Regions from separate parts of the Mus musculus genome. Here regions 1, 2, 3, 4, 5 and 7 are each linked to region 6. A link is a loop called in an ENCODE intact Hi-C map of the cell type or tissue named here. Cell type or tissue: left cerebral cortex. All regions are shown on one strand. Region 1 has its middle 24 kb from the start of Gm50597. Region 2 overlaps Chd7 (chromodomain helicase DNA binding protein 7). Region 3 overlaps Rab2a (RAB2A, member RAS oncogene family). Region 4 holds the start of Gm46842 (a long non-coding RNA gene). Region 5 holds the start of Chd7 (chromodomain helicase DNA binding protein 7). Region 6 has its middle 19 kb from the start of Gm34428. Region 7 overlaps Gm42252 (a long non-coding RNA gene).

What was found. Hi-C counts contacts between places; a loop is a spot of excess contacts. Peaks named below come from ENCODE experiments on the same cell type or tissue, not always from the same donor. Only the 100,000 strongest peaks of a DNase experiment are listed, where the experiment ranks them.
Region 1: a loop joins it to region 6, with 6 times the contacts of the local background. A loop is called at or near these places in 18 of 42 quality-filtered maps.
Region 2: a loop joins it to region 6, with 3 times the contacts of the local background. A loop is called at or near these places in 10 of 42 quality-filtered maps.
Region 3: a loop joins it to region 6, with 3 times the contacts of the local background. A loop is called at or near these places in 7 of 42 quality-filtered maps.
Region 4: it touches region 6 in a loop (9-fold over the local background); 11 of 42 quality-filtered maps call a loop at or near these places.
Region 5: a loop joins it to region 6, with 5 times the contacts of the local background. A loop is called at or near these places in 22 of 42 quality-filtered maps.
Region 7: a loop joins it to region 6, with 3 times the contacts of the local background. A loop is called at or near these places in 5 of 42 quality-filtered maps.

Annotation. Positions count from the first base shown.
Region 1 is chr4:9,095,122-9,099,121 of GRCm38, forward strand. No RefSeq gene overlaps it. Among named protein-coding and RNA genes, the nearest start is that of Gm50597, 24 kb to the right of the region's middle. In left cerebral cortex, a CTCF peak has its summit at 2,137 (motif pointing left); DNase peaks (open chromatin) are centred at 698 and 2,122; H3K4me3 peaks cover 189 bases.
Region 2 is chr4:8,863,721-8,867,720 of GRCm38, forward strand. It overlaps Chd7 (chromodomain helicase DNA binding protein 7), which reads left to right. Exons shown (of 38, transcript NM_001277149.1): 36 at 189-329; 37 at 481-585; 38 at 2,018-4,000. The coding sequence ends at 2,935. Among named protein-coding and RNA genes, the nearest start is that of Gm46842, 45 kb to the right of the region's middle. In left cerebral cortex, a CTCF peak has its summit at 2,272; DNase peaks (open chromatin) are centred at 2,223 and 2,520; H3K27ac peaks cover 1,099 bases.
Region 3 is chr4:8,607,011-8,611,010 of GRCm38, forward strand. Rab2a (RAB2A, member RAS oncogene family) reads left to right here. Exons shown (of 8, transcript NM_021518.3): 8 at 1-692. Among named protein-coding and RNA genes, the nearest start is that of Gm42253, 36 kb to the right of the region's middle. In left cerebral cortex, a CTCF peak has its summit at 2,156; no DNase peak of the experiment used is centred here.
Region 4 is chr4:8,908,223-8,912,222 of GRCm38, forward strand. It overlaps Gm46842 (a long non-coding RNA gene), which reads right to left and starts at 2,640. Exons shown (of 3, transcript XR_001784228.2): 1 at 2,351-2,640; 2 at 1,773-1,910. In left cerebral cortex, no CTCF peak of the experiment used is centred here; DNase peaks (open chromatin) are centred at 2,334, 2,743, 3,082, 3,441 and 1 more place; H3K4me3 peaks cover 1,119 bases; H3K27ac peaks cover 1,228 bases.
Region 5 is chr4:8,687,771-8,691,770 of GRCm38, forward strand. It overlaps Chd7 (chromodomain helicase DNA binding protein 7), which reads left to right and starts at 2,636. Exons shown (of 38, transcript NM_001277149.1): 1 at 2,636-3,005. In left cerebral cortex, a CTCF peak has its summit at 2,278; DNase peaks (open chromatin) are centred at 2,525 and 3,314; H3K4me3 peaks cover 1,927 bases; H3K27ac peaks cover 1,162 bases.
Region 6 is chr4:9,025,823-9,029,822 of GRCm38, forward strand. No RefSeq gene overlaps it. Among named protein-coding and RNA genes, the nearest start is that of Gm34428, 19 kb to the left of the region's middle. In left cerebral cortex, a CTCF peak has its summit at 2,131 (motif pointing left); DNase peaks (open chromatin) are centred at 1,208, 1,741, 2,141, 2,918 and 1 more place; H3K4me3 peaks cover 1,402 bases; H3K27ac peaks cover 548 bases.
Region 7 is chr4:8,379,244-8,383,243 of GRCm38, forward strand. All of the region lies in intron 1 of Gm42252 (a long non-coding RNA gene), which reads right to left. Among named protein-coding and RNA genes, the nearest start is that of Gm42252, 38 kb to the right of the region's middle. In left cerebral cortex, a CTCF peak has its summit at 1,613 (motif pointing right); DNase peaks (open chromatin) are centred at 1,622 and 2,630.

The DNA of each region.
Region 1 (4,000 bases), 69 kb after region 6:
GGGCTGGGCATGCTGGTTTAAATCCCTCTTCTTGTCCCCTCACCAGCCCCATCCCTGCCATACTAGAGTGGCTCTGATCTACAGGTATGTCCCTGTAGCTATTACCTTGTTGGTAAGGGTGACAAAGACTTTGTGTAGTCTCCTTCAGTTGTACACAGGAATATGTGCATTAAAATAATTTTTGATAAGTTTATGTATATTATGTTTGTTCACATACATATGTGTAGATGCAAACATATATAACATCATATATGTTTGTTCACATGTTTGTGTGTGTGTGAGTGCACAGACATACGCTTGCACGAGTGCACACACACACACACACACACACACACACACACACACACACACACAGCATTGTGTAAAGAGGTTGTGTAATATGCATGCTGAGTTACATCCCTCATCAGCATTATGTGCTGATGCTTTCACATCAGACCGGCTGTATTGGAAGACATGATCCTTGATGCCAAAATGAAGCCATATGGGAGAATTGTACATGGACACCTGTCCTTACAGGAAAAGATTAGGACACAGACACGCACAGCAGGAAGACTAAAAAAATGCAAGGAGACAGAGAGATCTGTCTGCGAGCCAAGGAGTGAGCTCTTACAAAAATCAAAAACAACATACAAAACAAAACCAGCTCTTGCGACAGCTGGATCTTGATTCAGGCATCCAGAATTGTGAGTTCAGAAATGTCTCTTATGTAAGCTACCAGCTGTAGTACTTTGTCATGGCAGCTGAGCAAACAAATAGGAGAGTCTCCTGAAGCTGCACTGAAGTGGGGAAGCCCAACTATGCAAGCCCCATTGCTGTTCTTAACTACTGTCGGTAATTCGAGTAAGCCTTAGCTTGTATATTGAGAGCGCTCCGCTCCTGTTGAAGGTTTCTCCTGCTGGCCTTGTTTGTATTTACTGACAAGCTCTGACGTTGGTCCCTTTCAGAACTCCTTCATGTGCTCTTGACTACTCTTGTTATTTTTCAGGTGAGCTATGGAGTTTTTAAAGCTTACTCTTTCCTTTTCTTAATTAAAGAAAACAACAACAACAACAACAACAACAACAACAACAACAACAACAGTACTAGTACCTATGCAAAACAGATTTTGGTTTTTAGACACAGAAGGAAGGTTTCAGGAAGCCAAACAAACAATAAGATTTGGAAACTCCCCAATGAGTGCGGGTTTCTGACCCCAGGGCAGTGACCAGCACCCTCATCAGAGAAGTAGAACAATTCCCAAAGGGACATCATCAGGTCTCAGCCCTGGGCCAGCACAGTGTGGATGGCCCTGGTGAGAGGCCAGTCCAGAGACTGCACTTTCTCTTCCTAACTGGAAGCACAGGCTAGAAACCTGCTGATCCAGAGAGGGTGTGGGCAGCCCTGACTTGACTGTGCTCCAGGTAAGCTAGGTGCCTGGCTGGTTGACCCTGATCTACTGGTTGGGAATGTCTGCCCTAGAGGATCTTTCACAACTTCATAGACTGCTTTCTTAAGGACAGAATCAAGTGGCAATTGGATGTTCATCTACAACGAGGCTTCCTATCAATAAATTATAGTGGCTCCCCTGCACAGAGACCTGATTGCTTGGCCTCTATAGGCATACTTGGCCTATGAGGATTTTTTTTGTAAGTCTTTTTCCTAGTCTATAATAATATGCAGTATTAGCATCGTGCCCTGATTTTTAGCTGTAAACACAGTACATAACTTTTTAAAATTTTTTACTGGATACAGTTAGCGGCCTTGTCCATCTTTAAATCTTTAAAAACTACCTGGAAATGAAAAACAGAACAGTCATAACCAGCCTATGTTGCTTTAACGTAGCTTTCAAGGCAGAAGGGGAAAAAGATTGCATATCCGAGGAGGTAAGGGAACGTGATAGGCTGGCAATTCTGAGCCAGCTATGACCTTGAGTGTGATCAATAGGCTGCTTCCTCTTTGTCAGGCAGAGCTGAATTCCAACTATTTTTCCCCAGCAGAGGCATTCATTTAATGATATTAAAATCTTCATTGATTATGCTCCATAGTTTGAAAATTGAAGCGGACCAAGTCAAACTCACTCAACCCAGTCGTCCTCCAGGCGCCATTGAAAGGAGACGTGGACGCGCAGCTATAACTAAATGCTGCCACCTAGAGGACAGAGTCGGTATAGCACCACGCCTGCAGTTGGTATTCTCCGGACTTCAGGAGCCCAGTCTCTGCTGTGTTTTCCTTTGGACTGTTCTCCCCGTGACTCAGATCGGAATACAAAGTGGAAGTTTTTGTATCCTCTAGGGAAATTATTCTTTATAACGATCGTTTAAATTCTCCCAAGATGAGTGTCCAAGGAGAGATAGACACTTGGAAGAGGAGCCCGGAGAGGAGTTGCCTCACATGCAGCTTCTGAAGCGATGATGTGAAGGTCTACATGAGTCTTTGGTATTATCTCCTCCTCACAGCAGAATATGAGTCCGCAGTGTTTCTCCCTGTAAAAGGCCGACAGTTCAAACCCCACACAGACGCCTGGGAAGCTGGTGAACAGTCCATTTCCTCGCCGGCTAGTGCTGTTAGAAGTGGGCTTGTCTTGGGAGAAATTCCAGTTTCAAGCCATCCTAGTCACACAAGGAAAGCCTGTCCCAATGCAAACAACAAAAAGAGAAGGCCTTTCTATTGGCTTAAAGCTAATCCCCGACTCCCAGCCCCTGCGCGCCTTCAAAGCACAGTGCTGCTCGTCTCTGAGGTTGACTGTGGTTCTCAGATTGGCCATCCAGGTTGCTGCTTCCTTTGCCTCCTCACAGAGGCTCCTCCATTTACACAGACGAAGTGCTCCTAAGCTACCGAAAAAAAGCTATGTATTGGGTCATCAGGTAGAAGCACACCGAGGGAGGTGGGCATGTTAGGCGCACCACAACCCAAGACTTTCCCTCTCTGGCGCTAGCCTGGTGACACAGGCTGCGGCTGTTACACTATGGAGAAACTCCGGGACCTGTGTCTTGTGCATGTCTGTAGAGTGGCACGAACACAGGCTGCTTTCTGCCAGGGAAGAAAGAGCTCTCTGTCTGGCCGAGTGTGGCGCAGGCAGGGCCGTGTATCTCTTTTGGGTTTTTTGTTTGTTTGTTTGTTTTTGTTTTGTTTTGTTTTGTTTTTGTTTGGTTTTGGTGTTCTGTCCATCTTGTTTGGGAAGCCCTCATCTGCGTCACTGAATTCAATCCCCTCTTCTGTTTTTGATTAAACTGCGTTGGGTGGAGACTAACCTGGGGTCATTTATGTCCTTCTGATGCTAATTTGCACAACCGATATTTTCTTTTACACTCTGTAGTTTAAGAGGTTTTCCTTTTCTAAATGAAATGTAGGGTTTCACAATCACATGGGGGACCAGACCGATGGAAGTGGTTCTGCTTGATGCCTTTAAAATTGTACAGAAACGTAAAGGAATTCACTGGGTGCGTGCGTGAGCATCCATTGCCATTTGATTAACATATCTCAAGGGTCAGGGCAGTAGGCATCGGCTCAGGGTGACAGTGGTAATATAAGTTGCCCCACACTGTCTTGGGGGGCTCTGCTCATGGGACATGAAACATGACAGTTAGTTTAGTAGAATCACACAATGGGGTGAAAACTCCCAGGGGCTTGCACATTGGGTCTATTCTAAGCCTGGGTTCTCTTGTGATGGCTTTGGGGGTAACTCAAACCAACCTTCCTACAGAGCTTTAATTATGCATAATCACCAGCAAGCTTTGTTCTGGGCTATCACTTTCATCTGAAGCTCAAAGAGCTCAAACATCATTACCTCATTAAACCTTGCAACACCCCTGCGAGGTGAGGCGATTAACCCATTTTCCAGACGGGGACATAGAGGCACAGAAGGTGTCAGTAACTGTCCTAATGTTACATGAATCAGAGTTAGGTAGACAACAGAGCCCACTCATGTTCCACCCCCAGTCTGCTTCTCAGAACCTTCCTTGCCCCATCACAGAAATAGTCACCCTCAGACCTGGGAACCAGCTCTACCTGGTTGTGCGCT
Region 2 (4,000 bases), 160 kb before region 6:
TATCTTCTCAGAGAGTGCCTGTTGGGTAGACCAGTCAGTGCTGGGAGATACTTTCTCAGAAAAGTTCAGTTTCTGCGAAATGCAAATGATTGTTAAAATTTAACAGCGCATGTGCCTATCCTTAGGCGTTTATAGGAAGGGGCCAGTACCAAGTACAGCCTCATTAAATACGTCCTTTTCTTTTGCAGAAGAACACAGACGTGCTGTTTTCCTCGTTTCAGAAACCGAAACAGAAACGACATAGATGTCGAAATCCTAATAAATTGGATATTAACACTTTGACAGGAGAAGAAAGGGTTCCTGTTGTTAACAAACGAAATGGGAAGAAGGTAAATGCTGGGGAAGGGATGGGCAAGGATGGCAAATCACACTTCTTCTAGAACCTGTGTGTGTTCCTGCGGACACCGAAAAAGGGAGCTGAGGGGAGTGGGGAGGGAAACGTCCATGATGTTCAGTTGTTCACCGGATGCATATTCCCAGATGGGTGGAGCCATGGCCCCTCCAATGAAGGACCTGCCCAGGTGGCTGGAGGAGAACCCTGAGTTTGCTGTCGCTCCAGACTGGACCGATATAGTCAAGCAGTCTGTAAGTACACAAAAGAGATGCACATAAAACTGTGTGCCTAGGTGCTCAGTGTCCCATTGGCTAGTAATTATTCAGTTGTGACTTAATCCCAGCTTACAGAGTTGTCATAAAGCATCATTTTCTTACATTATTTCAGTGTGTTGTATTTTACACACACATCATTAATTGGGAATGAGCTGATTGTCAGTTCTGATTTAAAAATACCGTGTGAGAACACCTACTCCCAACCCTCTTAGAGGTGGACTTACTCCAGGGAAACCGGTCTCACAGTGTCTTCAAGATGGAACTTGTGCTGGATGGGAACGTTAAGATTATTAGCTGTGATAGCCAGTTTTAAAATAGACATAGCAATTCTGCATAAAATTTTATCATTATTAGTTTCTTTCAAGACAAATTAGTGGCATGCTTACTGGTTTTGTTTAAATAATACAATAAAATTGCCTCTAGCCATGTGTTAGGACCCAGTTTTGTGAAGTGGTACCTTCCTAATCACCTATCTGAGGTCCTTGTATATATGATTCCACCTTTGTAGCTCTGACTGCTACTATCTAGTCTCCATTCCTAATGGTGTGTCTTTCGAAACTGGGTAAAATGGAAGTGGGAACTCTGTAACCTGAGACTGTGGCTTTCACTGAGTGTTCTCCAGTCCCAGAATGGAGTATTATCAGGGGTCTGCTGCTCCTTGCTGTACAGCGTGCTAGTCCATGCTCAGCTACCATGTGTCATTCCCTCACCCATGGAAAGACCTCTGGGGTTTTTCACATTTGTGAATTTATTAGTGAAACAACTATAAATGTTTACATGCAGGTTTTAGCGTGTAGCTTCTCATGGGGTGGGGGTGGGGGTGGGGGTGTTACACATGTGAGTTTAACTTACTCAATTTTTCTACATTGTTAACAAATTTTTCTTATTCTTAGCTATATTTGAAATATCTAGAATGTCTTATAGTCTATGCAACTCTTTTGTGATACTGTTTTATCATTTTTTTCATACAAAACCTTTTAAAATTGGCATATTTATTTGGCAATTAATTGACAAATGAAAGGTCATTTGCACTTGATGCTTATGTTGTACACGTGCACATCACGTACTGATTACACCAGTCAATCAGCCACTGTCTGGAGTGTTGATCCTTAAGTTAATTATGAATACAGCTACCTTGGCATTTACTTCAGTGGTGGAGTAACCTTGAACAGCTTTTTCTGCAACTCAGCACAATTCAGCAAGCGAAAATAATGGTTAAAAAAAAGAAACAAAACAAAACAAAAAAAACCAGGACCTGTGCTTTCCCAAGTTCTTACTTTAAGCTTTTAGAATGGAAGCAATTGCTTGCATAGTTAGAATGTTGGTGTGGAGCTCCAAAAGGCCCACGTTGGCAGTAAGTACTCTGACCCGGCCTCTACAGCTGTTGTCTGCTTTCCCTGTCGTCCAGGGTTTTGTTCCCGAGTCAATGTTTGACCGTCTCCTCACTGGACCTGTGGTGCGGGGAGAAGGAGCCAGCAGGAGAGGACGGAGGCCCAAGAGCGAGATCGCCCGAGCAGCCGCGGCGGCTGCTGCTGTCGCCTCTACTTCAGGGATCAACCCTCTGTTGGTGAACAGCCTGTTTGCTGGGATGGACCTGACAAGCCTTCAGAATCTCCAGAACCTCCAGTCCCTCCAGCTGGCAGGGCTCATGGGCTTCCCTCCAGGACTGGCCACAGCTGCCACCGCCGGAGGCGATGCGAAGAGCCCCGCCGCAGTGCTGCCCCTGATGCTGCCAGGGATGGCGGGCCTGCCCAACGTGTTCGGCTTGGGCGGGCTGCTGAACAACCCTCTCTCAGCTGCTACTGGAAACACCACTACTGCTTCAAGTCAAGGAGAGCCAGAGGATGGCACTTCCAAAGCGGAAGAGAAAGGAAACGACAATGAAGACGAGAACCGAGACTCTGAGAAAAGCACAGACACCGTTTCGGCTGCTGACTCCGCGAACGGATCTGTTGGTGCTGCTACTGCCCCGGCTGCGTTACCCTCCAACCCGCTGGCCTTCAACCCTTTCCTCCTGTCCACCATGGCCCCAGGCCTCTTCTACCCATCCATGTTTCTACCTCCAGGACTGGGGGGATTGACACTGCCTGGCTTCCCAGCACTGGCGGGACTCCAAAACGCCGTGGGTACCAGCGAAGAAAAGGCTGCTGACAAGGCCGAGGGAGGGCCCTGTAAAGACGGAGAGACCCTGGAGGGCAGCGATGCCGAGGAGAACCTGGACAAGACTGTAGAGTCCTCCATCTTGGAAGACGAGGTTGCACAGGGTGAAGAGCTGGACTCCCTCGAAGGCGGGGATGAGATAGAAAACACCGGAAACGACGAGTAACAGCAGCAGCAGTTCCACTGAAAGTGTTGAAAACTGTTGACAGGTGGTAGTCCTACTGTTTACACTCACAGTTAATGTTCATACCTAGTTTTATAAGCTGTTCTGTAACATAGTGTAGCAAAAAAAGAAGAGAAAAAAAAAAGAAAAGAAAGAAAAAAAAAAGGAAAAAAGTCCAAGTCATGTTATGCAGGTGTGTCCGAAGGTATCTTGGTCATAAGTATTGTGCAGTGCATTATTTATTATCCCTAGGAAGGATGAAATTTGAGAGGTGATCATGTCTTTTTAAGGAAACTTACATAATGCTCTGCTTTTTTCTTTGGGTACCACTGGTATTATAATAAAGAGCAATCTGTAACAGAGCGGCACTAGTGGAAGGAAGTGCTACTCAGAGGACGTATGAAGTTATATATTTAATTTTTTAATTTTAATTTTTTTTGCTGTGAAGGTCAAGATGAAATTTACCATACATATCATCCCTTGTTCATTCGTCTCCCTTTCTGACTTTATGGGGGTTCCCACATTTGCATACACACATCCATACACTCTGACAATCTCCACGTTAGTGTGAACGCCTCTGTCCCGAGGCTCAGCAATAATCAGGCAGCTGTTGAATGTGAAGGGTCCCTTTGGAAAACTAACCTTCTGGGAGGGTTCTTGCCAGACAACTGCAGTTCCATTGGCTTGTGGTCTTGTGATGCACTGGTAAAAACTAAATAAATAGAAGAGTAAATAGAAGATTGAGAGAAGTGAGAATCAGGTACCTTTTTTTTTTTTTTAAATTAAAGGACTTTGTTACTTTAGCCACAAAGCTAAAACAGCATTACCTCAGCTCTGAACTAGCCTTGAAGTTTACAGACAGGACTTTGTAAATGTTTTTCTTTGTTGTGATGTCCTTTGATTTTTTTTTTCTCTGAAAACTGCTATCATGTAAGATAAAATGTAAATTTCTGCCAACTGTAGTAATGATGCTTTTAATAAAAGTGACCCATGATATGCAGAGATGTAGTTATAGAATGCAGTGTACAGGGGAGCTGGTGTCCACTTTTTTTTTTTTTTTTAATTCGT
Region 3 (4,000 bases), 420 kb before region 6:
AATGCATTTGCATAAATTCTACCACTGTTCGGAGCTTGAAGCTACAGAAGCATTGTTAGGAATTGCTTGGACACTGACTTTTCAACTTTTTGACATCGTTAACGAGCATGTTCATCTTTTCTTGTCACTAGTCCAAGAAAACTACGCTTCCTGTGTATTACTAAAGGCTGTGTGTGTGTTAACCTGTTTTAATGCCAAAAGCTATTTGTCCACAAGTTCTTGAGACCGCTTCACAAAAGGATTTGTTTGCCTTAATGAGTGCTGTTGGGTAAAACACAGTGTAATGAGTGGGACGGGCAGAAACAGAAACTCCAACACTACACAACTCCCAAGAGCAAGGCCCACTCGGAGAAGGCACGCCATGCCACTTACTCTTCCCTTAGACACAATAATGGTCCCTTTTCTTCACACAGTTTCTAAGTATATTTTCTTGCAGGGCAGTTTGTCAACCTTGATGTACAGTGACTGTGTAAAATTTTTTTCTTTCAGTGGCAACCTATCTATAATCTTTAAAATATGGTAAGCTTACTGTCTGTTTTGAGGGGGATATGAAAATAAATCTACCAGATGGAAAATCCTGTTCAAAGTAGAAAAGTTTTAGTTGTTTACTCACTGTGGTGGTTTTATCCTCTCGTTTTTCTCCCTTGGTCTAGAATGAAGTTGTTATAGCAGTGCAAAATAAACTCCTATGTACAAAAGTGTCCTTCTCATGATGAGCACATTCACTGTCCTGTCAGAGGAGACGCAGCACCAGTACCCCGGTGAATCGTACTGTAATGGCTGCCTTTTATGGATCTTGCATCAATTTTTGTATCATATGTGGTCATATTTTAATAACAACCAGTCATGGAAACAAATACAACTCCAGTGGTCAGCATGCAGCCTTCAGTGAAGACCCTGTTGTCATTTGTCTTCTAACTTTAAGACACAGTGGATGAAGGAGTAACATTCGGTAGATACGCAGTCTAGACAGCCAACTGGTGCATGGGAACTGAACCTGTTGTGTTTCCATCGTGTTGTTCGAAACCTCACACTATGTATCTCAGTCTGGCTATGAACTCATAGTCTGCCTCCCAGCTACCTAAAGATACAGCTGTGTGTAACCACACTCAACTGAGTTTTCAGTTTGTCTTTAAGGATATTCTAAAATAACCAGTTGACACAAAAGTAGGATCAGCGCCGGGCGGTGGTGGCGCACACCTTTAATCCCAGCACTCGGGAGGCAGATGCAGGCGGATTTCTGAGTTCGAGGCCAGCCTGGTCTACAGAGTGAGTTCCAGGACAGCCAGGGCTACACAGAAAAACCCTGTCTCGTAGTCTAGGTACTTGCTGTGTGTCCAGACCCAGAGAATTACCTGGGAGTTTATAGGCTATCTAGCATATAGTACACAGTGGCACTGCCTCCACAGGTGGAAGGAAAGAACACACTCCCCGCCAAATTATCTCCTGCTCTCTACACAGGGACTGCGGGTTACATGAGCTCACCATCATCTCTCACATAAGAGTTTTAAAAGTTAAAACGGGTAGTAGAATAAACCGTACCACATGGGATGAACACAGATGAACACAGATGAACACAGTTCCCATGTGATTTGGTATTAATAGAGGCCAGCATGGCGCCTGCTGTTGCCGTCTAGTAGATAACATTACTCACTCATTTGAAATTAGGATAGGACACTATTTGAAATGCCAGCATACAGTTTAGTATTCATTAGCTTTGTAGTCATGAGTATGGCTCTTAAATATTAAAGGGCAAAGGACCAAAAATTTGATAGAAAAATGAGAGCAGTTAAAAGATAATTCATAAAGGAAATTAAGGTTATTTTTTAAAAAGTAAACTAGTTAGGAGAGATTGCTCACCAGTTAAGAGCATTTATGGCTCTGCAAAGGACCTGGGTTCAATTTCCAGCACCCATATGGCTCCTAACAGCCATTATAACTTCATTTCTAGGGAATCTGAGTCTCTCTTTTGGCCTCCATTAGCATGTGTTGGTGCACATAAAATACATGCCAACAGGGCTGGAAAGGTGTCGCAGAGGTAAAGAGCACTGGCTGCTCCTTCAGAGGTCCTGTCTGAGTCCAACAGGAGCCAACATGGTGGCTCACAACCATCTGTGATGGGATCTGATGCCTCCCTCTGGCTGCAGGCATGCATGCAGGCAGGACACTGTATACTTTAATAAATAATTAAAAAAAAATACATGCCAACAAAACACTCATACAAATCTTTTTTTTAATTAAATGCAAAGATGGAACCTAGGAATGTAACTCAGTTGTATAGACATGCCCACCAAATGTGAGGCCCAAGTTTCATCCCTGAGGCCCAAGAGTTTTTAAGATAAATAATAGATGTGTTGATTTGCTTCCCCAACATTTTTACCCTACTAACATTGAATACCTTATGTACACATGATTATTTGTTTATTTTTTAAAAATCTTGTGGAAAACCAGTAAAATGATTCATCTTGTAAAGGTGCCAACCACCAAACCTGCCACTTTAAGTTCAATTCCTGGGTGGCACATGGTAGAAGGAGAGAATTAATTCCCACAACTTGTCCTAAAAATTTCAAGGGAAGTCAAGTTGCCAGTTTCTCCCATGAAACTGGACAAATTCCGACATTCTGGAGATAACCATGGCGATGTAATAAAGCTACCTTCTCTTGCTGTTGTCTTAGCTGTCCAGATCTCTTCTGAGACCAGCCTTGTTGGTGTTAGCAATACAGAAGAGCACATGCACAAGGCTACCCTGTGGCACTGGGAGGAGCTGCGAATAGTGGAAATTACCTATAAGGTAATGAGCAAGATGCAGTCTCTCAGTGCAACCCCACACAGCTGGAGCACTTGATCTCAAGGAACCAGTGTGACTTCGGGCATGTATAGTTAAGCGAGAAGCCATCCTTATAGTAAGGCAATCCAAGGAAATACAGATGTGCCCACACCTCTGTGCAAAAATGATCAATAAAGTGGAGGATGGTTCCTTACAGAATGGATTCGAGTCAGAGTTGGGAACTAGGCAAAGGAGATGAGAAGAAATAGCTCTAATCTCAGTTCACATTTTTCTATAGTGTAGACTCCAAATATTTCTTATACCTCAAACATAACTAAAACCAACTTTAACACCAGGAATGCAAAGGGGAAACCGTATGTTATGAGCCTAGCTACTTTTCAAGAGAGCATTAATTAGGACACTGAAAGCATAGGGAAGTAAGCCCAACATGCCAGGTTGCGGAGACCGGTGGTAAGTAACACTTTACAGAGGGTTATGGGCTGCCAAGTCTAGAGCTGCCTTTTCTTCACGTGAGTTGATCAACATTATAGGTAGTGATTTCTCAGAAAGAGTGGCAAATACTCGGGGCACAATTGTGCCCATGGTTTCAGTGTGAAGAAGGTAGAAGGCTTTTGCAGTTTCCTGTTCAAATACATCAGTTTTGTTATATAGATACTGAGTGAGCACATACCACAAACATGCACATTATGTATTTCCCATCTTTGTCCACCAAGATGCCCCAGAAACAGATGCCAGTAGCACACCTGTCCAGATGCTGACTTCTAAATGCCATCCTCCCATAGAACTCATTAAAAATATACATCTGGCTGCCTCCCAGCACTTCGGAGGCAGAGGCAGGCGGGTGTCTGTGATCCAGCCTGGTCCACAGAGTTCTAGGACAGCCAGGGCTACATGGAGAAATCCTGTCTCAAGAAACAAAACAAAGTATATATTTTTTTAAAAAAAAAAATGTGATTTCTGTATTGGGCAGAGAAATTTTTTAAATACACCTGGAATATCTTATTTGTCAAGGACAAATTAGGAAGTGTTTGACACATGATGGGAGGGGCATGCCCAAGGATGGAGGAGTGGTCTCTGCTGCTTCTGACCATCAAGAAGCTAATGCTGGGGATGGATTGTAAACTGGAAAGGAATGCCTGTGAGCTTACAATGATGCAAACAAATGGATTAGTAAACAGAGAGGCAACTCCTGCTCTGCACCCTTACACTGTC
Region 4 (4,000 bases), 120 kb before region 6:
TATTAATGCAACAAACACTGCATGCCCTCAGAACGTTAGGTACTGAGCCCACAGCGAGAGCAACACTGGAGATGTCCCCAGACTGCCCTTCTAGTGACAAGTCTGCAAGAAAAATAAACTGTGTTTACAGAAAATGGAGAGTGCCTTGAAAGACGAGAACAGGGTTTGAAGGAAATAGAGACATTTAAAGTAAAGGATGGAAAAATGGTATTATAGGAGAAGGACTATGCCTCAACCCTGAGGTTGGCTGTCTTTGAAGGATGAGCAAAACTGTGTGGATAACACACCCTTAGAGAGATGACCCGTGGAGTGATGGTATAGGTGCAGTACCCAGGTACTGCTAGGTTATAAATCAAGGAGGTTGCAGAAGTCTTCCAAGGATGCTGAGAAGCCACCAGAAGGCTTTCATCACAGACAAGACTTCACCTCACTGATTTTGGACAAGGCTTCCCCGGCTTCTCTGCAAAGAGAAGGGGTAGGAGCCAGGGCTTGCATCATAATGGCTGAAGCAGACCAGGACTGCTTAACATTTCCAAAGCATGTGACACACACACTTGCCCAGTGGTGTTAGTAAGTTTTAGTGGTAATTAACAATAACACATTATAACCTGATTGCGTTAAGAAAATCCAGCATGTACACCAGGAGTTAAATGTCACCTGTGGTCTCAGTTACTGCGCTGTCAGAAGGGGGAGGGGAGGGCTGTCAGAAGGGGGAGGGGAGGGCTGTCAGAAGGGGGAGGGGAGGGCTGTCAGAAGGGGGAGGGGAGGGAGTTTACTGACTTAGGTAGTACTCAAATCTAAACCTAATTTGAATTTCTTACTTTTAAAGCTTATTATTGTCTTCATACAAAGTTTTAACAGATCAAAGTTGTGATTTTTTTTCACCATTAAATTAGTATACTCATCCTAATGAAAGCACCTTTTGAAGAAATACTTTCCAGAAACCATGATACTTGCTTTTTTGAAATTTACTTTTGAAGGTTAATCGCCAAAAGCCTCAGGTGGACGGAAAAGCTCTAGACAGGAAAGTCGACTTCCTTGATGTCAGGGATCCAGGAGGCTGGCTCTGTTGATATCTACCACTCTGGTCTGCATATGAACCCCTCATCCCTTCCTTTCCTGCCCCATAAGCCCCTGATGCCCCTGATCCAGGAGTGAGCGCAGCCTCCACTCCAGGAGACAGTGGTCCTTCAGTTGTTCTGATAAAAGGAGCCATCCTGACTCTGGAGCTATCTATCTCTTTCTTTCCAAGTTGCCCCCATCAATCTTGACTGGCACTTTTGACTGCAATGAACATGCATGTAGAGAGAATGTGTGCCTGGAAAGCCAGCAGACACAGAATTCTCAGGCTACAGAAAACCCAACTCAGTTCCCCTTGCTTTTCTGTTAGAATTGAGTGCTTGGTGAAATTCTCTTATCCTCCAGGCGCCAGGATGTGGCTAAGGGGCAGAACCCCAGCTCCCACCCTGGGTTCACCTCTGGGACTGGAAAAACAAACAAACAAAAACATTTAAAAAAAGTGGAAGAAAATGCCAAGAAACTGGTGCACCTTCTCAGCCCTCTGGCGCCAGTGCTCCTATGTGACCTGTGAAGGCTGTTGGAAGGACTGAGCCGAACATCCTCTATGTAGTCAGGCAGGTATTAGCTTACCAACTGCTGTCTGTTCAGGCCACCATCGGATACCAAATACACTTTAAAAACAGAAATTATTGTGCTCTAGGTAGAATTAGTTTGGATATTAGAAAATAGTGCAAAGAACTTTGACCTATTACCTGTGACCTTAATTTGACTTCTGAGCCAAGCTGAGGCCTGGGCAGGAGTCCTGTCCCACACTGGCCACAGTTACAGTCTCCTTGGAGTCCTCTTCAAGTCACAGCCTAGCTGCGCTGTGCAAGGTGGCCCTGTAAATCCTTGAAATTACAGTTGTAACCTGTGCGTTTGAGAAGCCAAGGGGGCTGCGGTTTCAATTCCCGCTGTCCTCTGCTTCTCTAATTATCTTTGTAATGCTCTAATGCTAAGTAATGATGCTGCTAATGCACGCTGCATTTCGCACACAGGTGCCAGCTGTTACCTCGCTGGGCAGCTGACCTCACAGTGCAGACGAGGTGGATTCATGGCCCAGCCCTGCCCACACAAACAAAACAAAGAAAGCCCAGCTTTCTATCCACCTACCCGCCCTCCCTCCTCCCCTCCAGGAGGCCCTGCCCGGAGTCCCTGGCCTCTCTTTCTCCTTCTCAGCCCCCTTCCTCGCCCTTCCCCTATCTGCCCTCCCTCTCATCGGTGGTTTCTTCCTGCATCAGAAATCCAGGAAGCTGCCCCCCACCCCCCACCCCACGTTTCCTCTACCCACATTTTCTCCGGGCCCCTGAGTCACACACAGTTCGACTTGATCTGGAGTTCTCCTTTCTCCGCCTCATGAGAAATCCCAACTCTTCCATTTCTTCCATTCATTTCTGCAACTAGAGCTTGTCAAAGAGGTTGCTTAGGTTTGAGTGTGATAACTTTCATCATCATCATCATTATTTTTTTTTTTTAAAAAGGGATATTAAGGACTAATGACCAGAGAACAAATGTGCGGCTGTTGGCTTTACAGACACACTCATACATGCACACAAAGACCTTTCACACTCCTCGGTGGAACAGCCTTCAGCAGACATCTGCAGGATAAGGGTTTTCTTTCTTTCTTTCTTTCTTTTTTTTTTTAAACTTTAATCTCACAATTCATTGTGTCTGTGGTGATGGTTCCGCCGCTAAAAGGGTCTAACAAGCAGCCAACTTGGCACACAAATTTAAATGTGAGCCGAGGGCTTTCTGCACCTTTATGATGGCTGCTTTTGACTTACTGCCAAAATTCAAAAAACAAAAACAAACAAACAACCACCCCCACCCCCCAAGAGGTGGGTTGGCGAGGGTCGGGGGACGAGAGTTGCAGTTGCTAAACGGGGTGGAGGCTTCTTTAATCCTGACAGCACCGATGCTAGCAGGGGTCACCGCACATCTGCTCCAGCAAAGACAAAGGGCAAGGTGGGGCGGCGAAGCCGGCGCGGGGCTCCTGCAGGGAGTCGGGCCGGGCGAAGGGGGCCGCAGCCCCGCCGCAGCGTTTAACCTTGACTTCTGCCTCTTGGCTTCTGGCACCGGAGCAAAGCCGGGCCAGATGGGCGTCCTGATTGTAACGACCCCCCCCCTCCGCCCCCACCGCGTTCTCTCTCCCCTTCTCGCACAGATGTCGCAGGCTGCCCCCCGGGCCCCCGCCACGCCGCCCATGAAGGCCGCCAAGGCAGCGCAGCCTCCTTCACCCTCCCTGCCCGCCCGATCTGGGCGTCCTCCCGTCCTCCACTCGGCCTGGCCCCGCTGGGACCTGAGCGCCCAGGCCAGCTCCGGGTGTCCCCGCGGGAGTCCCCGGGAACAAAGGAGAGCCTGTGCTCGGCCGGCTGGGGGGCGTCGTCCCTGCAGCTGGTGCGTCCCTCGGGGCTGAGCACGGCTCTGTCCCCGCGGCCCCAGGCCGGGCTGCCCCGCGGGGCGCCAGGGAAAGGCCGGAGGAGGAGGTGGGGGTGGGGAGAGATCTGAGGTTCAGAGACCAGTGCTCCAGGACAACAGTGTCGCCCGCGCCCGGCACGTCCATGGAGACAGACCAAGCAGTGACAGGCCGGAGGCGGCTCGAGGGATCCATAATTTATGATGTCGTTCTACCAACAGGGTTTGGGATTTCACAAGCTTTGTCTGTTTCCTTCCCATTTGTTGCTTCTTTTGGAGGAGGCTCTTTCCCCTTCCAAGACAGAGAGAGCAGTTACTGTGTTGAATTAATGATATAAGAAGAAAGTGGGATTTTAATGGAGGCGTGGGTGAGTAGGGTTAAGGGAACACGGGTAAGGGGGCAGGTGGCTCAGGCCGTGTATAGTGGACTGTCCCCAGATGATTCAGAGCAAAACAAACCCTGAACGTCCTTTAGACCCTCCCACCACTACGGCTAGTCATCTTTATGCTCCTTTTTAATAAATAG
Region 5 (4,000 bases), 340 kb before region 6:
CACAACCATCCGGAACGAGAAAAATTTAAAAAAAAAAACAGTTTAGATTTTAAAATATTTGAGAGACTGATAGGGCTTAAGTTTTAGTAGATGTTCTAGAAGTTTGAGTGCGTCTCCGTTATTCTGTTTATGCAAATGACTCTCTGTCATAAAGTGTTCACTCCGGTTATTTTCCCCCAATACAGTCAAACTTTTGTCTAAGCAGAGCTTAGCCTTACTCTGGTGAGTTCCATCTCTCTGAGTTCTTGGAAGTGGCTTTCCCTTTTCTGTTAGCCACAGGTCATGTGTTTGTGTTTCCTAACTGCAATCAATGGGTTCCCACTCCATCTGTTAGAGCCCTACCTCCTAGGTCGATAACACCTTTCTGCTGCCCTCAGGGCATGAGCAGCTTGGACAAGCAAGCCCTAATTCTTCGAGGATGTAGACCTCCCATTGTTCTTTCTGTTCACTGAATCTCAACTACCAATCAACTAGACGGCAAAGGGTGGAACCTTGTTAGCTTCACGCCAAGCGCCTAGAACCAAGCCTGGAACCTCTTACAATCCAATGTGAAAAGAATGTAAAAATCTGTCAATGGGGTAGCTTCAGCTGGGTGCTGGGAAGAAAAGCAACTCTTCCGCAGGAGTTTACATTTGGCTGTGAGTGACCCTTATCTGGCCCTGAGGTATTTGCATACTTAAAGCTAAAGCTTGTGAATTCAAATGATTCTCTTTGGGAAAACTTCAAGAAAGAAGCAAACGGAGAGAAGAGTGTTCCAGGCTTAGGGTAGTGGGGGGTGGGTGGGAGCTGAGGCTTAGCCGGTACAAAGCTGCCTAGGTCTGCGCCTGAGGGTCTTCGGGTTTTCAAGGCCCTTGGAGTTCTGCACCAGCAGAACCTCTGAAAGCCTGGACTTCTAACCCGGACTTCCCGGATAAGGAGGATATTAAGTCAGGGAGGGGAGATGTGGCTGATATGTCCCACACTGACTGTGTTTATCTTTGGCACATTACAAAAGTTAGTGTCCCAACGTCCTAGTGAAATACACAAGGACACAACAGGAGACCTCCACATAGTCACTTGGAGCCTAAACGTTATACTTTCATTAAATGTAGAGGTCATATTATTTAGCTTGTAAGTTGTCTTGAAATAGATGCGAGTCTGACAAGTGAGATTCCCCCCCAAGTATCTATGATAGTTTTACTTTGAGGGATATAAACTTATTATAAGTGGAAGACTTACATTAGATTTGTGATTTTTGGTTTATGATACTGGAGCTATAAAAAAGTAGATTTTCAATGTCACATTTTTTTCCCTGTAGTGTTAATGTTTTCTTCTGATTATCTGTAAACTATTTGATGACTATGTTTCTTTTAGAAATCCAACTTATGGCGAAAGAAAACCAGAATCAATGCACTTAAATAAGCAACAATTGTAAAAAAATTTTTTAAAAAAAAGAGTAAAACTATTTCTATTAGGAGATAGATGTCTAACTGATTAAGCTGCAGTATAAATGAAGCAGTTTTGGCAAGTCATTTGTCCATATAAAACTGTGTGATTCTAAGCTCAGTAGTAGTACAACCATCAGTGGGCCAGATTAGCATGCTTTGCCTTTTCTCTACGATTTTTGAGTTCAATAGCACTTACACAGCTGTCATAGCTGGCTGTATAACCTCCTTCCTTATTTATAAGTGAGTGCAGTCTTTAGCCTAATAAAACCATACTGGAGTTTACAATTGTTGACCGTTTATAAATCTGCTCCGTGTTTCACACACAAAAGATGCTTAGTAAATGTTTAAATATCTATTACACAAGAGGGAAACTAATTTAAAAAATGTCTTCAAGGTTAATATTCATCTTGTACCGGAAAGAGAAATGGGCAAGAAGGTCGGCTATTCAAAGCTGGAAGATGATATTTAGTGCCACATTGGCGAAGGAATGATGAAAACACTCCAGTTCTGACACGTTTAAAAATGGGCACACATCCTATTTCTTTGTTTCATAACCATTGCGCTATCCCTTCGTTTTTTGGCATGCTAACAAATTCAACTAAAATCAATGCTCTCTAGTTAAAACTTTTTGATTTAGTGGCAGATCCCGCTGTCCTATCACCGAGGACGTCAGTTAAAGCCAAGTGGTGAGGCAGGGATGGATCTATTTGAAAGGAAAGGCGTCCATCCTAGGTATTTCGTGTGGGAAAATCATCTCAAGTTGAAGGATAATTACAGAAGAGACACCCAAACACCCCTAGCCTCCTCGGTCCGCACCGGGCTGGCCACCCCTCGCGGTGGCGGGGGGTCACTACGGGCTCCGGGCCTCCGCTTCCTGCCCCAGGGCGGCGCACCGCGGCTCCGGGAAGGTGCTGCGCGGAAACGTGGCACCCTCTGCACCCGCGCGAGAGCGCTGGCAGCAGGCGGCCCGAGAGGCTGCGGCGGCCGCGCACCGGGACCGACACCCGCCCGCTGCGCCGGCGCCCGGCGGGACGGGAAGGGGCGGCCGCCCGCGCCGCGCCGCCCCCTTCTCTCGGCCTCTCCGCGGCCTCCGCCACCCCGGCCGAATTCTTGCATAAATTATGCCAGGCGCGCCTGACGTCAGGTGGCGGCGCGCGGGCGCGGGCGCGCCGCGGAGAGAGCCGGCCGCGGGCGCGCGCGGCCCGGGAGGCTCGTGCGCGCGGCGTGCAGGGCGCGCGCAGGCGCTGGCGTGCTGGGGCCGCGGCGGCGGCGGCGGCGGCGGCGGCAGCGGTGGCGGCGGCGGCGCGGGGGTTGAGCCGTGGTGGTGCGGACGCGCTCGTGCTCGGGAACTATCGGATTAAACTTGAATCGAGTGGAATTACACAAAGGAGCGCCGCGGAGGAGGCGGCCCGGGGACCCGGAGACCCCGCAACTCGCCAGAGCCCCGTCCGCGCGCGGCCAACTCCGCGTCCGTGGATCAGCCCCCGGCCGCGGCCGCCGAGCCAACTCCGGAGCCGCTCTGCGTTTTGTTCCCCACGGCGCGCGGCGGCTGACTAGCCCGAGCGAAGGAGCGAGCCGGTGAGCGCAGACTTCCCCGGCGCCCCCGGGAGGGGCGGCGGCAGGAAACCGTGCCGGGCCGCGGCCGCGCGGAGTTGCGAGAGGGGAGTTGGGCGTGTGCGGGGCGCGGGGAGAGGTGCGCGGGGGCCGCGGTCGGCAGGAGCGTAGCGCCGCCCGCCCGGTCGCCTGCGTTGCTGCCGCCGGGGCCCGAACCCGCGGCCCGAGCGCCGCCCCGCGCCCCAACTTTTGCCTGCGTCCGCGGGGCCGGCGGCGGCGGGGGCGCGCGGGGCGGCCGAGGGTCACTTCCTCGCATGTAAATGGCTTTTTGTTGTGCTGCCGGCGTCGGGGGGGACGGGGACAGGAGGGAGCGTGTCTGCGCTCTGGGGAGCGCGAGCGCGTTTCCTCCCGCCGGCACCGAGCACGAGTTGCCGGCTGCGTTCGAGAGAAAAGGGAAGGAGGAAAAAGTTGGGTTCCAACTCCGGCGCGAGCGGCGGCGGGCGCGCGGGCGCGGGGCGCTGAGCGCGGGGCTCGGGGACGGCGGCGCCCCCCGCCTCGCCCCCGCCCCCCGCTCCGGCCCGACCACGCCGCGCTCGCCGGGAGCGGCGGCCGCACCGGCGCGAACAAAGTGCGTCCCTGCGGGCGCGGCGGCGCTAGCCCGTGCGGGGACGGCCACGGGCGAGGTGGGTCGGCGGCAGGGAAAGTGCGCGGGGCGCCGCGTGGGGCGGGGGCGGGGGTGGCGCGAACACGCGGCGCGGGGGGCGTCCCGAGCCCAGCCGGTGGCGGCGGCGGTCGCAGAGTTCCGAGCCCGCAGCTAGGGGTTCCTGGGGCTCCCCGGCAGCTCCCAAGTGCGCGAGGACGAGAAGAAAGGGAGCCGGGCTGGGGCGAGTGCGGGCGGGCGACCGGGGGACCCCACCTTGCCGAGCTGGCCGGGCCGCCAGCGGCGGCATAATAGCGACTTTAATCCGCGATCCCAACTCGCGTCCCCGCTCCCCTCCCCCCAGCCTGTCGGGGGTCCG
Region 6 (4,000 bases):
CGCCCTAAGTGAGTGAGTGCCACCCTGAGTACCACCCTAAGTGAGTGAGTACCACCCTGAGTGAGTACCACCCTGAGTGAGTGCCACCCTCAGTATCACCCTAAGTGAGTGAGTGCCACCCTGAGTGAGTACCACCTTGAGTGAGTGCCACACTGAGGGCTTCCAGGTAGACACTGCTTTCCCTTGGCCCTTGTGTATTCATGGCTTGTTCTGGATCACGTGACTAATGCATGCTCCGGACTTTTTCTACCTTTATTTCACTGCCTTCTCGTTCCTCTCTCCCCTTTCCTTGAGAAATTTCAAGAAAGTTCAGTGCAAACAATTGAGAAACTCTAACAGAAACCCAGGGCAGAGAGGGCAAAGGGCTAAGGAGGAGGGGCCAAGCCCGGTGCCTTCTCTTGAGACCCAGTGGGAAGGGCAGTCTAGGGCAAAGCCTCCATGGAGTCTTAAAAGACCAGCATGCTTCCTTTTGACAGCTGACTTGCAAAGAGTTAACCCTTTGAGGAACCGTCCTGTATGATTTGGCTACTGCTTTGGCTACGGCATGAGTGTGAGGACCTGTATTAGGCTAACAAGCTATATGGTTTGCTACCAGTTTTGACCAGTTTAGATATCACCGTTTTCCCAGAATACTATCAAAGTACCTGAGCAACCCAACTTCCTACTACCGGTTTCGAGATGAGATATTCACACAAAGAGGGGAATTCTGTTTTCCCAGAAGGGCTCTTGTCAGAACTCAGGTTCCAAAGAACCGTGGATTAGGCATGGAAGTTTCCGTGGACCACTTTTGGTTTGGGGGTTGGTGTGGCCGCAAATGCCAGGCTGTTTCCCAGCATCTCCCCCCACTACAAAGCCTAGTTTCTTCCCCTTGGGTTCCTAATGTACTTTTGTTATTTATATCTTTAATTGGGTGAGAGTACCCAGAATTGTAAAAAAAAAAAAAAATCTGAATAAGTAAATAAATTTAAAAATTAAAAAACTCCTAGTTGGTGATGTCTGACTTCCTGTGTTCATGTTGTTGCGCTCTTGTTGCTGTGGGTTTTTGTTTTGCTTCTCGAATGTTGTTGTTTTCCAGGAAAGCTGTCGTTTATCGTGAGAACAGGAGCAGCCATGTGTTGATTTTTCTGGATTCCTTTTGGCTACTGTCCCAGTGCTAATGAAGGCCCTTCCAAAGTGCTAACGAGCTGGTGCCAAAATCAGTTATGCCGAAAACAATGGAGAAGCGTAGTGTGCAGACAGCATGTATACCCCCATATGCACACACGTGTGCATGTGCTCGCGCGCGCACACACACAGATTTAAGATAATATATTCGTGTGCAACTTCCTGTTTGTGCAAATTAGACATAGCTGTTCGTGCAAATATGGCGTGCACGTTGGAACTTCACAAAGGAGAATGTGAGGGTTCCTTTAATGAAAAGACTTATATTTGGCTGCCGAAATCATTCCTTGCTCATAGGAGGAACAAAGTTTCTAGATTTTTCTGGGCACAAATTTTCTAGCTGGGAAGCTAGTTAAAATGTACATTCACGAACTTAAACAGTTTAAGGTGTAATATCAATGTGACTATAGATTTTATTTTCCTGAGAGGAAGATCCTGCTATAAGAACCACCAGGCACTGTTTAGTTTAGGTTTGGCCCCCCTGGATGATTTTAGTAAAGTCACCAGCATTGATCTTTGAGCCCTTTTAAGGTGTTATTTTGTCGCTGGGGCTCTCTCTGGCTTCCATGGCTTCTTCTTGCCTTCCTCTCAGTGTGTAATTACTCTCGCCTCAATTTGTTTACACAGCTTGGAGATGGGGACAGAGTTCTCTGGTGACCGTGCAACTGCAGCAATCACCGTAAAGAGAAGCATTTAGACGCTATAAAACCTAAACGCCCGGCATGCACCATTACATAGCAGTTACTGAAATTTAGCAAATTAAATTAAATAATTTAAATAACTTGATTTCAGGGATTTAAAAATTCATCTCTGTGGAATCCAGTAGTCAGTTTATTATTATTATTGTTGTTCATCAAGTACAATTTATGTTTTTTAATGAATCAAAATCCCTCTTCGGCCGCCCAGTCCACAGTAGCTCTCGGCACCCTCGATTGAGTCGGTATCTTCGTGCGCCATCTTCCGGCAGCGTCTAGTACCACGGCCGCGAGGTATCAGCCCAACCCTGGGCTGCGGAGTTGGGGGAGTCGCCGCGACTGCCAGGGTGGCCAAGTCTCAGTCTCTGCAAAGATTCACGGTTAGGACAATGCTCGAAGCTATTGAGTAAACTGCTCCCGTGGGCTTTGTTATTGTGGGTCACCCTGAAGCACGGGGACAGCCCGGAGAGACTCTGACTGTGGAGGCTGGAGGCTTGTTTTCTGTCAGTGGACGCCTGCTCTCATTCCCCATCAACGACTAGATGTGACTGACCTGCCATTTGTCCCACATCACCGGGAAGCCAGCCGTCCCTCCACAACCCACGGCTTTTCTCTGCTCCACCAGGGCTCCGTTCCAAGGGGCCGTTGCACGTTTAGACGCACAGCCCAGATAAAAACCTGTTTTAAATATTTTATTTCCCTTTCTGAAACAGTCAAAGCCATGTGTTGTTGGGATAATGGAGAGCTGCGCCTTGTTTTTAAGACTATTTTTACACTTATGTTCAATCTAACGATAGTTTAACAAGTAAACAACCATCAGATGATACTGATCGGGGTTGAAGGAGGGAAATCCTTTCCTAAGCAGCCCTTGGCGCCTTGGTTTGACTTATCTCGTTTCGGTTAAGTGCCACCTACGTCTTTCCCCACGTACCCTGGTTTGTAATCCAGTGCACCCACCCACGTACAATGGCTAATAATCCAGGCACCCAGGAAAGGAATCCTCTACCCTCTCGTTGGACCTCTTTCCTGGCTTCTAGGCAGAAGGCAGTGTGGGGAGCTGAGCGCCTGATTGCTTTCCCATTTAACAACTGGCTTGTCCCCTCCCCCACTACAACGCTTCAGCGGAGCAACAGATGGTGTTGGGGGCTTTTTTTTTTTCCCTGAGTTTAAGATGGTTCATTTTGTGCTTTCTCGGGAGAACGATGAAGATTAACTCCACTCCATCGTGAGCTCTTGCAAAAGAGCAAAAGAGAAGATGTGATATCTTCTAAAAAACTCCCACTTCATCTTGCCCCTGTGTGGCCAGTGCGTTCTTTGTCATCTTCAAGTGGAAGTCTCTTCTCTCTTCTTAAAATTAAATCCCTTTCCTCGTCATATCCCCCTGCTTTCTTCTTTCCTAGGCACACACTTTCCATGTCTGCACAGAAAAGAAATGTCAGGAAAAGTTGTCAGACAATTTATAATTCTGTACATGTTAAGTTACGGATCTCTGGAGATTTTGAAGGCTGTTTTATTCTTTCGAGCAAAAGACAAAACTCAGTATCGGCAACAGCAACAGGGCTGGAGAGGCTGCTTAGCAGGCAAAGGCACTTATGCCCAAGCCCAAGACCCTGCGCTTGATTCCAGAGTACCACATGGTGGAAAGAAAAAACAGACTCCCCAAAGCTGTTCTCTGACCTTCCACACCTGCACGGCAATACTCAAGCACTTCCCACACCCCCACACCACACCCCCACATCACCCCTACCCCCACACCACACCACACCCCCACATCACCCCCACCCCCACACCACACCCCCACATCACCCCCACCCCCACACCACACCACACCCCCACACCACACCCCCACACAAGAGAGGGCTTGACTCAGACTTACACATTAAATAAATAACATTTAATAGAGAACAGAAATCACACAAAGGGAAATATTTAAGAAAATCAGATTAAGGCTGAGTGTGGCGGCTTATGCCTATAAACCCAGATATTGGGAAGCTGAGGCAGGAGGTTGGCTATGAGTTTAAAGTCCACCTGAGCTATGGAATGAGACCCCTTCCTCTCTCAAGAAAGAAACAAACAAATAATACAATACAAACTGGCATGATAACACATGTCTGCAAGCAATCCTAGAATGTGGGAAGTTGGTT
Region 7 (4,000 bases), 650 kb before region 6:
ACAAGGACATCTGCTACACAGGTTTAGGGCCTATTGTAATAGTCTCATTTTCATTTAATTACCAGCTTAAAGACCTCTCTAAATACAGCCACAAATTCAGGCGACTCAGGGCTAGAACTACAACCTGTGAACCAGGGATGAGGATGGACAGTTCATCCCATAAACAGAAAAGGAGAGAGAAAATAAAGACACCATACAAATGAGTCTTCAATTCTAGGAGTGAACATTCCTTGGAAACCTGCTACTCACAGGTATCCAGTGACTAATTCCCAGTGCAGCCAGCCCCTCTCTCTCCATCAGCCTTCCCGGAAACTCGTCCACCGGTATTACCATCTAGACAAAGTTTCCATAAACTTCTTGGATTTGGCCAGCCAGCTATGGCTTCCCTACCCAGATAGCTCAGCGTGATCATCATGTCGGTTTAGCATTCAGCATGACCATCTTCAAGATGTACCCAGCATGGCCATCTTCCCTGTAACTCTCAGACTCAGCCATACAAGATATGAATGCATGATGTGCTGGCATCATTGCTGTCTTCAACACTCAGCCAATGTGTCTGAGCTACTTGGAAAGATCCATCCTCTTAACAGCTGATATGATTCTCATATTTTGTTTACTCCAAACATGGACTCTTGCCTTCAGGCCTCATAGAGAGCAGCATTCCAAGAACATATTAAAAATGTCTGACATAGTGTGCCCAGCAGACAAAGTGTTCCAGTGTACTGACAGAGGGTTGGGAGAGCCATAACTCACACATAAAGATCTGTGGCCTCTCCCAGACCACCCTGTCTCACGCTTCACTTCTGACTTGAAAGCCAGAGGCCTCTGACCTAAAGTTCAAATTGACTTGAAGAGACTTCAGGCTTCTATTTTGGTTTTCATGCAAGGAAATACAAATTTAAGATATACCAGAGCTGAAAGGATTCTCAGTGGACAAGAGTCCACATGCATGAAGACTTCGGTCTGGATCTTCCAGCACCCACATAAAAAGCCCTGAGCATCTCAGGCACCTGTAACGCAAGTGCCAGCTGGGAGAAGTGCCTTATGGCTTGCTCAAACCCAGCAAGCTCTAGGTTCCATGAGACACTCAGTCTTAAGAGACTAAAGAAGAAAAATAGAAGACATTAATGTCATCCTCTGGCCTCTACATGTTCATGCATGGATGCACTCATCTGTTCACACACACATACACACACACAAAGCTATATACATATATGTACACATGCATGTGCATACATGTGCCTGAAAATGTTGCATTATTTCCCCCTCTGATCTACATAAAAAGTAAAGTTTACTGGAATATAAAATAAATCCTGATTAAAAGTTAAGACATATTAAACAGAAACACTTTTAATCATTTACTGTCAAAAACAACTTAAAGTTATTGGATCTGTTATTTGTACTCTTCCTCACATATTTATGCTGGTTTCCAGATAAAATGGGGTGTGTCTCATGGTAAAAACATTTGTCTTAGGTCCCTAGAGACTATAGAGATCTATGACTTTACTGCACTGGATCTTTCCCTCCTGATTCTTGTAGTTTTAGATATCTGTCCTGAATGTAAGACTGTAAATATAGAATAAATTAGATGTAGGAAAACAAATGAGCACCAGGGGGCAGCATAGACCTGATCCTGCACTGGGTCTTGTACAGGTCCAAAGTGACTCTCTACTGAAGACATATCAGAATCTGAAAGTACTCAAGAGTCCCTACCCAGAAGCCCCCGGTAGCAAATTCGTGACCTTTCTATACGGTGCTGAATTCCAACTTTCTGGCTGAATCCTATCTGAATTCTTATTGGTGTGGGGAGTCACCCCAGATAACAGTGCAGAGAGAAGTAGCACTCATGACAAGATCTGAATTCAAGTTCCAAAGTCCCGGGTGTTTTTGCAGGGGCAGAAGGCAGAGAGACATGACTGCACAACATGGGGTCAGGGAGCCATCAGGACCCCAGCCTTGGTCAGGAGACAGCAAAGGGGAGATTAAACCTTAGGAAGCTCAAAAGAATGCAAGCTAACATGTTGCACCTTTTGTTAGGACTTCTCTCTCCAAAACTTCATGACTAGAAGAGAAGGACATTCGAGAGATCAGCAAATGAGACAAAGTAGCTGAGGCCTCGCTGGTACTTGCTTTGTAGCCTGGAACCCAGAAGTATGGAGTCACAGAGAACTTAGCCAGCCTCACTCTCTGTGGGACAGGTAGCCTCCTAGTTTATCAGGTACCCGTGTGATTTGTTCTGTCAAGCTGTAGGGTGAATGGAGCAAAGGAGTGTGGCTTGGGACTGAGCCTGGGGCAGCAGTGCTCACTCAGCTCCTGGCTGCCCCTGCGGTTCCCACACACCGGCTTGCATTCATCCCTGTGATTGATGCTCCTGGAGCAGCCTGGAAACTCTGCCTGTGAGCTAATTATTATGGGGGACTGACCTGCGTCCGCTGGTCAGGAGTGAGTAAGGCGAGGGGTAGGTGAGAGCTGGCTATTCACAAGAGGGCAGTCTTTGATGCGAACGAAGCGGAAAGTTTGGCCGAAACTCAACACCTCTCAGAAGTAGAGATTAGTCAAAAGGAAGAAAGGAGAAGGCATTGTGGAAGTCTTCAAGGAGGAGACAAAGATGCCTGTGTTTTGTATCGCTCAGCTGCCTCAAGAAAATGTCCATTGGTTTTCTTTCCACTCCTTTTTACATTTTAAGTGGAATCTAGTGAATGTGTCTTTTCAGAGTTCCCAATTCTGCCGTTTCCACTACACCTCATGCTGCCATGTTAATGAAGCGTCATCTTTCCAGAGAGTGTGGGAACAAAACCTATTTGATGACCTCTCAGAACAAACACTGAGTCCTCCAAATATTTCCCTGAATTAAACCCTCTACCCCACAGTCTATTTCCTTTTTAAAATGCCAGTTTGCCAACTACTTCAAACCAACAAACAGGGCTTTCCTTCACCCTCAAGCCAGAGGGCCCCTGTGGAGTCCCACACTCTATGGGAATTCCTGAGGAGCAGGCATGAAGGCAGCTACCCTCAGGGTTTAGTAGCAGCTCCGGTGCCCAGGATGCAGGACATCAGCCTTGTATCCTGCAGTCACAAGAATGAGCGTGTACAAAGACGTGGAATGACCTTGCAGATTATTCCAGCCCCTCAGGGCACAGATGAAAACAGAGCCTGGAATGGAAAGGCAAACAGGTGCCACATGGGGTGCTGCAGGCAGAACGGGAGACCCCAGAATCAAGGACAACTGGGCAAAAGCCATATTCCCCACCCCTGTCCTAAATGAACTGAATGGACATTTCTAGAGGCAGGATCTGGGAACATGTATTAAAACAGCACGGTACATCATGTCTCCAAAAATGAAGACATTACACAGAAGAATTAGCCCCAAGAGGAGGAGGAGAGGCTCGGAGCTGAGTTTGAATCCCAGATCTGCCCTTTGACAAACTGGTGCCTCTGAACTCTGTTTTCTTGGCTGGCCCTGAGAAGATGTGAGTACCTCACTGTATGTAGAAATTCTTAAACCCTGGGGGCTAGCATGCTCTCTGCCACCTGGAGGTGGGAAGTCAACAAGACTGCTAGAGTTGAGTCCTGGAACCTCTGGCTGTGAACTGGGTGAGCTTGGACACACCATTGGTCCTCCACAAAATCTCCACCCAAAAGTGCAGGTGATATTCCCTCCTGACAAGAGTGGTTATAAAGATAATATCACACACACACACCATAAAATCGAGAAATGGCGCAACCACCCTAGGGCTTTGCAAAAGGCAGAATCAAAGACAAGAGATTAGTTCCGTGGAGAACAGGAGCTCTAAGCAGGTAAGTCTCACAGGTATTAGCTGCTGCAAAAACAAAGGAAGGTGGTGGCCTGAAAGAGCCCCAAATCCAATGTCACTAGTCACAGGTAGAGCCATTGTGGGGTACGGTAATTAATATTGCACTGAAGAAATAGCTGCTTCTGCCTTGGAGATGCCACAGGAGACAGGTGGGGAAGAGGAAGGCCCTTCCTTCCCTTTACCCC